Regions from separate parts of the Mus musculus genome. Here region 2 is linked to region 1. The links are chromatin loops, found by intact Hi-C in ENCODE. Cell type or tissue: left cerebral cortex. All regions are shown on one strand. Links, peaks and the distances in the headings refer to the core of each region. The heading gives the core; the rest is flanking DNA.

The links. A loop is a pair of places that touch in the nucleus more often than their neighbours do. Peaks named below come from ENCODE experiments on the same cell type or tissue, not always from the same donor. Only the 100,000 strongest peaks of a DNase experiment are listed, where the experiment ranks them.
Region 2: it touches region 1 in a loop (4-fold over the local background); 3 of 42 quality-filtered maps call a loop at or near these places.

The regions. Positions count from the first base shown.
Region 1 is chr17:49,880,850-49,886,226 of GRCm38, forward strand. All of the region lies in intron 16 of Kif6 (kinesin family member 6), which reads left to right. Among named protein-coding and RNA genes, the nearest start is that of Gm16555, 62 kb to the left of the region's middle. In left cerebral cortex, for the core only: a CTCF peak has its summit at 2,497 (motif pointing right); a DNase peak (open chromatin) is centred at 2,695.
Region 2 is chr17:48,427,088-48,432,464 of GRCm38, forward strand. All of the region lies in intron 1 of Apobec2 (apolipoprotein B mRNA editing enzyme, catalytic polypeptide 2), which reads right to left. Among named protein-coding and RNA genes, the nearest start is that of Apobec2, 3.0 kb to the right of the region's middle. In left cerebral cortex, for the core only: no CTCF peak of the experiment used is centred there; a DNase peak (open chromatin) is centred at 3,049.

The sequences.
Region 1 (5,377 bases), core at 148-5,147:
GACTCCATGGGCTTAGAATTCAAACGAAAATTACTGTTTTTTTCCTAATCATCATGATGGCTGCCTTGATAATAAAGTGAGAATCCCATGCCTACTCAAATTCATCCTAAGTAGCCTCACTGTGACTGTGTCAGGATCACTGACTTAAAGGGAAAAACATAAATGTGCCAGTTCTCATTCCTGCCTCCAAGCATGTGGGCAGTTATGTGGGCTCAACAGTGTGGAGAGCACACCCAGCATGTTGAACAGTGCGGAGGGCCATGTACGTGAATATCACTATCTTGGTGCGTGATCTCTCTCTGTCTCTCTCTCTCACTCTGTGTGTGTGTGTGTGTGTGTGTGTGTGTGTGTGTGTGTCTTTCTCTCTCTCTCTGAAATGCTTACAGGATGTTTGGCTTCTCCATGTCAAACAGAAACTGAGTGACCACACAATTCAACTGGTCATTCATTGTTCATCACAAAAACAACCAACTAAATGGTTCGTTGTGCATGCCTTTAATTCCAGCACATGGTAGGAGAGATAGGCGGACCTCTGTAAGTTTAAAGCCAGCCTTATCTACAGAGTGAGTTCCAGGACAGTCAGAGTTACACAGAGATACCCTATCTTAAAAAAAAAAAGTCATGTTTTACTGCAGTTCTTAGTTCTTACTTCTCTGTCTTAACCCCAGCTAAGGTCATGTGTCTGTGGTCAGCTGCTCTCACTCTAATTCCTTCCTTGCTCCACCCATTAAGGCTCCATTGCCACAAGAAGAGGCTGTCAGTAAGGACACAGTTGTCCCCTATCTGATACTGTTGTGACATGTATGTGACTGGACTCTTCCTCATTTGGGGTCTCTGGAGGTCTTCCACCTTAAGTCCTTCACTGGAGAGTATGCTTTTTATTTGGACAGCTATGCACCTCATGTGACCAGGGGTCTTGACAAGAAGGATATATGGTAGTAGTCATATTAGGTATTGTGAAGTAAATTGAAGAAAGGCTTTATTATTCATAAAGGTGTAGGCAAGTGTAGAAAAGCCAAAAGGGCCAACCTAGCACCCCAGGGGTACAATCAAAGCAGAAAGTATTGTCACTCGTAGAGCCGTAGGACCATGGCATATGTGAGCAGTAACTGGCATATGGAGACTGGGAGGGATGCATCGAAACCTTGGCCATGGGACACAACTGAAGCTTGAATGTGACAGTCAAGTCGAGTCCCTGCAGAGACAGCTCCTCAGCTGTCTTGCTTTCTGTCTTCTCCCTCCCCTCGGGTGCCCGCTAATGATCTCCACTGACTGATTTCAGGCAGGATACCAGGCTAAAGAAGCCCACGGAAGCCAGAACCCCAGGGTGAAGGGGGTGGGGGTGGGGGTGGGGGGACAAACAGACGTGAGCATGAGAAGCAATGCCGTGAGGAGCAACAGGCCTGTCGCAAACCCAGGAAGCTGTGCCTTACCCATGGTTCACTTTTCCTGGGGTCCTGTTCCATCCAGGGGGCCTTATTAAAAATGTTCTTGGTCTCCTGGAGTGTGCTAGAGGATCTAGGGGTGTGCTGAAACCAGCTCACACCGGCTCATTAGAGCCCACTCTGTATATCTTTTCTTGATTCAGAAACAGTACACTCATGGCTCGAAATCACCCAGGAGGCCAGTGTTCACTCCTCACTCGGCACACATGGACTGTGGGGTGCCCACCAAGCTTCCTGTTGGCCTCTTCCAAGCCCTACTTGCTGGCTATGATGGAAGGGAACACATCTCCAGACATACATCCCTCCCCCCAGCCCCCATTTAAGAGAAAGATGTGGACTGGGGAAAATGGATAGTTTCTTTCTTTCTTTCTTTCTTTCTTTCTTTCTTTCTTTCTTTCTTTCTTTCTTTCTTTCTTTCTTTCTTTCTTTCTTTCCTTCCTTCCTTCCTTCTTCCTTCCTTCCTTCTTCATTCCTTCCTTCCTTCTTTCTTTCTTTTTTCTTTCTTTCTTTTTTCTTTCTCTCTCTCTCTCTTCCTTCCTTCCTTCCTTTCTTTTTAAAATTATTTTTAGAGTGTCTCCCAGGGCATCTGCTCCACTCCTTGTCTGAGGTTACATGAGAGTCAAGAGGGCTCAGCCAGCCCTCACCCTCAATGCTGTGCCACCTTGGAGCCCATTTGTGGCTCCTGTGTGTGATAAATGATCCCCAAAGAAATCAAAGTAAGCTCTCTGACAGCCTGTCAGGGGATTGGCCCACACTACTTACCAGTGTCATTCAGATCTCCATAGAGAGAAAGTCTAAGTCCCTCTCTCTGGCATAGGGAAACCTCGCTTCCCAAAGACCTGCATGTGGGTCTCATACTTATTCCCTTCTGGGAAGCCATTATGACAGCCATGTGGCCACAATGGAGCCTTGAAGCTGAGAGGGCAGGAGAGAAGATTTTAGGATTTATTTTTATTGTTTTGAATTATATGCATGTATGTGTGTGAGAGAGGCTATGTGTACATGAGTGTAATGTCCAAGGAGGCCAGCAGAGGGCGTCTGGCATTGCAGTCCATTGTGAGCCCAGGACTGAACTCAGGTCCTCAGGGAGAGCAATATGCTCCAAGCCACAGAGCCATCTCTCTTGTGCCTAAACGGAGGGTTACAAGAGACACGTTGCTTCTAAAGCAGGATCTTGAAGATGAGAAGGAGTGTGGTGAGAGGATCATGGGTAGATTAGAGAACATGGAAAGATATGAGTCAGAATGGTCTGTGAGCAGATGTGAGTGGGAGAGAGAGCTCCCAGAGAGAGAAGCCGTGACCACAGAGCTAAGCTCAAGGAAGTATGAGGCCCGCCTTTCTCGAGTGTGGAGTATTCCAAGGATCTTTGCCATGTTGCTGATTGACCTTGTGCACACTGTTCGTCTCTGTGACCCAGCTCCTCCTCTGGGAACATGAAACCGCCTGGGAAGAATGCCACCCAAAGCATGTGATTTGGGGCAACAGCAGCCTAGGGTAGAAGGGGGGCTGTCTTGCCTGTGCTTTTCCATGACTTAGACATTTGTGGTTGTATTAAAGTGTCACCTTTCTCCTCTCGAGGATCATCTGTTCTCCCTGAGGGGATGACAGACAGTGTGTGCAGGGAATGTGGGGCAGGGATGAGTGTGTCCCAGGTGCTCTCATGGCAGCGGAAGTCCAGGCATGCCATGTGCTGCTAAGGTACTCCACAGAGCCGAAACCGAGATAGATGATGGCGCTGAGGACCCGTCAGTGTGATGATTTCAATTGACAATAAATGTGAGCCATCACACAGGATCTGGTCTAATTGGGAAGCCAGAGACTTTCTGACCATTGGACACCATTAGTCTCCATAAGAGGAGACGCTTTGACTCCTCAAACAAGACGAAGCTGAGTGATCTACGTCTCTAGGAGGCAGTTTAGCTCACAGAAACCCAGAGTGGGGGGTTGAAAGAATTCACTGGTTAGCTAAGGAAATGCCTGACTGCTCTGATACCCTGTCTGGTATGGGAGAACAACTGAGCCTACTGCTTCCTGCCATGCTGGGCCCAGGCCAAGTGACGGCTATGTTAGGCCCCACAGTCTATACTCTACAGAAGCCCAGAGACCCCTCTCAGTTTCACAGTGTTGTTGGAATTGTTGTCGTTGCTTGCCTGCATACCTCTAGTGTGGTCAAGATGGTGGGACAGATTGCTCCCGGGAGTCCCATGAGATGACCTGGATTTCGGTAGACTCCTGCTCATAGCCAGTGGTTAAGTTGCGCGTGGCCAGCGGGAGCTCGGCACAGGTTGTTGCGCTTGGGTTAGTGAATGGCAGTCCTTACAAGCCAGCGCCTGGGTGCTGAGGCTTTGTTTTGGCCCTGCTGCAGATCTGAAAGTCATTTCAGGGAAACAGCATCTCCTTGCCTCACTTAGGGTAAGTTAATACGGACTTCAGTGAGCAGCCTGTGTATCCTTTAGTCACGGAATCACCTGCAGAGGGAGAGACCCCGGCTTTGATAAGGCCAAGTCCCCTGTGTGTGTGAACAGGAGGTGTGAATATTTCGTGAGATGACACCTGGGAGGTCTGGTGACAGTCACGTGGTGTATATTATTACATACATTGGGCCAAGCACCTAAAGAGGGCCAACTGCAGGCAGCTCCGGCTTCACAGAGCGTGGTCCTTTCTGCAAACCCCTGAGCTCCTTCTTCATCACAGTGGCCCTCAAACATCTGCAGGGCAAGCCGGAGCTGTGAGGACACACTCTGTCCCACAAGCCATCTCCTGTGCAGGTCCTGTCGTCTCCGGAACTCTCTTGCACAGACATTTACAGCGAAGGGTCCAGAGCCTTAGCTGGTTCCTTAACAAGGGGTGGCATCGGGATCTCCAGAGGACATGCTAACAAATCTGAACTCAGCAGGTCTGGACCGGGGCCCAGCTGCCGCTGTGCTTTGACAAGCTCCATAAGTGATTTCGAAGAGCTCCTCAGTCAAGAGCCACTGAAGCAGAGAAATGAGATTTCGTACAGTTCAGGCACCAGATAACTGTGTAGAGCGCGGAGTGGAGGATCTCGGAAGAGGAGAAGCAGGGGCTAGAGACCTCCCCAGTAGAACAAACTCAGGCAGAAGGGCCCCCTGGCTGGCCTTGGCAGCAATGAGGGGACTGAGTGCCCTACCCTCTGGCTTCCTGATTTGAAGTATGCTATCCAGCTGCTTGAGGCGTCCTCCTGGTGTGACATCCAGATAGACATCCGCCAGGGTAAAACTAAACCCTTTCTACTTGCTTTTCTGTGTTGCTTTGAAGCTGACTGTTCATCATAGTGACCTCCAAAAGGTCACTCAGGGATATCCTCTCCTGTACTATCCTTTGAGAAAGAATCCTCCCATTGAAAGGATGCCCTCCCCTGTGCCTCCTGTGAGGTGACAGTCAGTTCTGCCCATGGCCAGGGTCCCAGTGGGAACAAAGGCCTGCAAGCCCAAGCTCCCTTTCTCTCCCTGCTCTGTCCTCCCTCAGTCTGTTTTCACTTGCCTCCTTTTGACTGCCCAGCCCAGACTTCTCTTCACAGGGGCTGGCTCCTGGCTCCTGGTGCGTCCCAATGCAGTCTACAAAACAAACATCACCTTTGGCCTCGGGACCATCTGGGACATTGAGGGTAGCTTGTGACTCAGGGACACTGTGCCTTCATCCCAGCTGCTGGAGGTCCCTTGCCCCAGTCCTCTTTCCCAGAACCTTTCAACAAGCTTAGAGAATCCTGGCGCGCGCACGCGCACACACACACACACACACACACACACACCATCAAAGGGGCTCTTCATTGCAGTCTCAGATCAGCTACAAAAGACTAGATCAAGGGACTTCCCTACCCCCATCCCACCACTGTTACCCCTCAGCTTCTCACAATCTCAATGCCAGAGTCCTTACCATGGCCTAAAGGGGCCAAATCCACTCTGCCTCGG
Region 2 (5,377 bases), core at 300-5,299, 1.5 Mb before region 1:
CCAGGGCCTGCCTGCCCCTCACAGGGCCTCTGCGCTAGCTCCTTCCGGGAGGACCTGTGGCCTCCACTTTCCTTTGGCGTGGCGAGAGCCTGAGCTTGCTTGGCTCCTTTGGTTCCTCACTGAGGCATTTTGGTCAGAAGGAGAATAAAGGTCACATGAGGTTCGTTGGGTCTCCTGTAGACTACCTCAATCAGGAAAGGGCTGGCAGAGGTCTGACATCAATGCAGGGAGCAGGTCACATGGGTACCTCAGGCAACTGGGGAAACACGGGATATGCCAGGACTACTTAGCCCCTTAGGGGAGGAAAGGAAGCAGAGGCGTCTGTCTAATTTCTCCACTCTCAACCTGTTTCCTAAGAACACAGTGTGCCTAAGCATCACTCTCCACCTCAGTAGATTTCCCCACTAAAGAAGCAGTGGGCATTTGTGTAATTGTGTGCATTTGCGCATGTGTGTTGGGGGAGGGGAGGCTAGAGTGACACTCGACTGGAAGTCTTGTTTCTCTGTATTTAGTCACTCGTTCAGATGTAGACCTGGGGTGTGGTTCCAGTTCTTGCTTGTAGGCACCGCTTACAATGGGCATTGAATGGAACAAACCAGAATCCTAATATCTAGCCAAACAAACAAACAAACAAACAAACAAAGTCAGCCGAATAAGGGGGACCTAATATGGGCATATGTGGTATGCATTTTTTTTCTAAGGTGTAAACGTTAAAACATTTGTGTTAGCCGGGCGTGGTGGCGCACGCCTTTAATCCCAGCACTTGGGAGGCAGAGACAGGCGGATTTCTGAGTTTGAGGACAGCCTGGTCTACAGAGTGAATTCCAGGACAGCCAGGGCTACACAGAGAAACCCTGTCTCAAAAAACCAAAAAAAAAAAAATTGTTTCCTAAGCGCAAATATACAGTGAGAGGAAGTAGACTAGGAATCCCCAGCATCTAGCTGGTCAGAGATGAGTTTTTTTTTTTTTTTTTTTGCTACAAAAGTAACCCTGGAGTGGAAAGTCTGCTCAGATACTGATATGTCTCAGGTTATCCCCAACAGACCCGTGTGCGACATGTGTGTGTTACAGGAAGAGTTGCGGCTCTCAGTAACCGCCTTTCTCAGGCCTGCTCAATATGGGATGCTGCTCGGGGAGAGGAGTGCAGAGCTGAGGAAAGGATGCTAGATTTGCAGGGCTGCAAGAAGTTGTCTGCCTGAGGCAAGCAGGAAGTCTGTGCCTTCTCTGTGGGAGACACTCTTTCCACTCTGTTGATCCGCCCTGAAGGCCAGGGTGGCAGCTGGTGGGCCGTTTCCTGGTTCTAGTAGCACACTCCCCAGCACGTCCAGAGACCAGGGTGGGGAAATGTGACACTAATAGGGCATGGGTGTTATAGCCGATGACTTTAACCCAGCACTTGGGGGTTGGGAGTGGGGGTAGAGATGGGTGGATCTCTGTGAACTGGAAGGCAGCCTGGTCTACTTAATTAGTTCCGGGATAACCAGAGCTACATAGTGAGACCCTGTCTCAAAAAAACACTAAAGCTCAGTGGCTAAAGTGCTTGCTGTTCAAGAGTCAGGACCCAACTTTGAGTCCTCAGAACCTAAGTAAAGAGTCAGATGTGGGAGTGCCCTTGTCTGTAATCCGGGCATTCCTACGGGAATGTGGAAAGCAGAAACAGAATATTTCCTGGCAGCTCACGGGCCATCGATCAGACACAGTGGAAAAAACAAGAGGCCCTGCCTCAAACAGGTGAAAGATGGGGATAGACCCTCAAGGGGGTTCTCCTCTGACCTCCACATGTATGTACATCATGGTGTGCATGCTCCCCACACTCACACAAATGGGTGCACACAAACGTGCACACACACACACACACAACTGATGTTGAAGGCTCACTGCATAGTGAGTAAAACATCCGTTCAGATACAGTAAAATAAGTAAGTGTAGAAGAATAAGATGTGGTTAAAAGAAAACTCATCCTGCCATTTATCCTCAGTCTGCAGGAACCCCTGTGGCAGCAGGCCGTGCTTTCTACAGAAACATATTCGATGTCACTCATGGCAGAGATGGAAAGATGGGGATCACGTTGTCCTCAAGCATCCCTGAGCTTGCTGCAAGGGCATGCCCGGAAAATTCTGTCTGTGCTGAGAACTGCAAGTCTCTCTGTGTTCTGATCTTCTCTGCATAAGCACCCCTCTCTCTGGTCTGCTTCCCATCACAGTGGCTTGCAGAGAGCCTAACACACGGAAGTGCTCATTCATTAGGTCCATTCATTTGCCCCACCAATATTTATTGAGTACCAGTTGAGAGCTGGAGATAAAGTGGTGCAGGAGAGTCTCGTGTAGGAGAGCTATTCTCACGGAAACAAGCAGTGAGCGTGCAATTCATAGCGTGCTAATATTTGTGACTATAAAAGCCCTCTTTGTGGTTTGCTTAGGGGTAGTACTACGCTTTGTAGTCATAAAGTCCTAGAATTCATGCCCTATGACTCTGGCTAACCTTGAGCAAAGTCCCTGTCCCTCTGAGGTGTATTTCTATATGCAAATGAGTGAGTGATCCAATCACTGAGACTTTGAACAATGGTAGATGCTTAATAATGGATAATAGCTTTTCTACGTCTCAGGTCGCATCTTTCAAAAAGCCATCCTGAGTTTAACCAAACCACAGAAAGAGAAACTTCTGGAACTGAGAGAAATATACTCAGCTCTTTGAGGAAAAGAAAAAAATTCCCTAAGCTGTAACATGATTTTTTTTTTTATATATCACAACCACCACCACCATCATTATCATCATCATCGTGTGTATGTTCATTTGTTGCACATGCTGTGTGGTGTGGACAGCAGTCTGTGCATGTCATGCCACCCGTGTGGAAGCCAGAGGACAATTTTGTGAAGTCAGTTCTCCCCTTCCACCTTTGTGTGGGTTCCGGGAATCGAACTCAGGTTGCTGGGCTTGCAGGCCAAGGACCTTTACCTGTTGAGCCATTTTGCAAGCCCAATATTTGCTGATTTCTCTCGTGTAAATCCTGCACTGTGAAGACTTCAGGGTATCAGTGGAAATCCCTGGATACAGGCCAGGGAAGAGGTGGGCAGAGTCTCCTCTCCAGATGGGAGGAACTGCCTTCATCACACACTGTGGTTTGAGACCCTTTTCAGAATCTTCCACCATCTTTCTTTGTTCTTATGCTCAGGACTGCTTTCTGTCTATCTGTCCATCTGAAGTACCCCATGTAAACAATCACAACAGACAAGTCTCTCTCATTCCTCTATAAACACTCCTCTCCCCGATCTGTTCCCTGCAAAGCACCCCCCCCCCCCCACTCTTCTACTGGTTTCAGCCCAAATCTAAGGAGCATTTTAGACTGGTTCCCTGTGGAGTCTAGACTAGGAAGGGAGCAGCTTCGCCGGCCCTTTGGAAAGGAAGGAAAGGCGAGCCATCTTTGCTGGCCCTGCAAAGGCACAGCCACACCTCTGGGCTATTTTAAGTAACTGTTTATCCAGAGAGGCCCAAGAGACAGATCACCACAGCTGCTGTCTGTGTCCAGGAAACACTCAGAGTCCTGCCTCCATCCAGAAGTGCTCTCAGAGATCTCAGAATGGTACCCCTCTGTGTCCCTTTCCCTGAGCCGTGAGTCATAGAAAACCTCTAACTCTCATTACCGTGGGAGACCTGTGGGCCAGACACTTGGCTAGGAGTCCTAAAACCTACAGCTTCCTGGTTCTGTGGTCTTAGGTATATTGTTTCGTTTCCCTGACTCTGCTTCTCCTCCCCTCTCCCCTCTCTCCTCTCCCCTCTCCCCTCTCCCCTCTCCCCTCTCCCCTCTCCCCTCTCCCCTCTCCCTTCTCCCATCTCCTCTCTCTCTCTCTCTGCATTACCTGAGGGTGAATAAGCATATTCTCTTCACTATGTGTTGTAAAGCCTTAGACAAATGCCAGTTACTTCAGAGAACCTTTAGGCTCCATTTCCCCGGGACCCCAATACATCTTCACTTTAAAAAAAGGTCTAATTTTATTGTTGACCCACCTTGCCCTGTACCTGGGAGATCAAAAGCTGCATAGAGTGGAAGGTATGTGTGTAACCCAGGACAGCATGGTCCAGGATGCTCGGGTGTCAGTAAAAGGATCCTCTCCCATAGGCGAGCCACTGGAATGGAGGACCCTGCTGGCCTATTTGCCCTAGGCTTCCCCTGTGTCTATATTAGTCTGTGCCCAGCTGCTGCCTTAATCCTAGGATGAGCGCAAGATGATCTGGGCGAGCAAGAGTGAATGGAAGTTCAATGCCTACTCACATCTCAGAAACCAAGCAACACTTCCCCCTGGGTTCTCTTAGAAGTCAGAAAATATCTGAGCAGGAAGGGACATTAAGAATCAAGTCGGGTAGCTTCCTCATGTTTGAAACAAGAAAGTAGAGGCCAGGCCTGGAGCAATACAGGTCAAGCATAAAACAGCAAGTCCAAACTGCTCCCCAGGGCTGCTCCTCCTCCTTCAGGCCTTTGTTCCTCCTGAGACTTGGTGTGCCCCCACCCAGCCTTTGCGCGCATTGCTGGAGAAATGCTATGAAGGGAACCGAAGTTCAGGAAGGAAACTTGGATTTAGCGGCATCTTCCTCTCTAGGAATAGAGAGAGATAAGGAGAAAGGCTACTTGCATTCATTTCTGGGGGCAACACAATCTGGACAAGAGGGGACCCTGTAGACTAACTTGAGCCCAGTGGCTATAAACTGTGCTTAAGCTTCCAGTATCTGCAGCTTGGAGATGACTTCTTGCTGGGGCCATCTTTAAATATGCCGTTCTCACTGAACTTGTTGGGATTGGGCTATATGCACAGGCAGATGATGTCCGATACCCCGCAAGACCGATCGCTGCCAGGGCCCCTTCTCCTTCTCCACAGCATCCATACCACCACTCTTCCAGAAACTTCTCTCAGTATGGCACCCATTCTGCCTTTGCACATTTGCAGAGACTGCCATGAAGAAAATGTTATGTAGTTTCATTCTGGGGGTTCCATTCCTTCCACATCCTCCTGATTACAGGGTCTAAGTTGTCACCTCAAAAAGCCAAGAGTATCTGGACCTGGTGTTAGCTGCTTTTAATCCCAGCAATGAAGAGGCAGAGGCAGGAGGAGGATCGCTGTGAGTTCAAGACCAGCCTGGTCTACATAGTGCGATCCAGGCCAGCCAGAGTTACATGGTAAAACACTGATTCAAATTAATTAATTAATTAATTAATTAATTAATTAATTAATTAAAAAAGACAAGAGGCCTTTGCTGCCCAGAAGCCTCCTGCTAGCATGCTGGACGCACAGCTTGTGGCTGACCTTGGGCTTCCCTATTCTTGTCCTAACCTTCCACAGCCTGCTCAGACCCCACCCTTTCCCAGGCAGGAGCCCCAGCCCC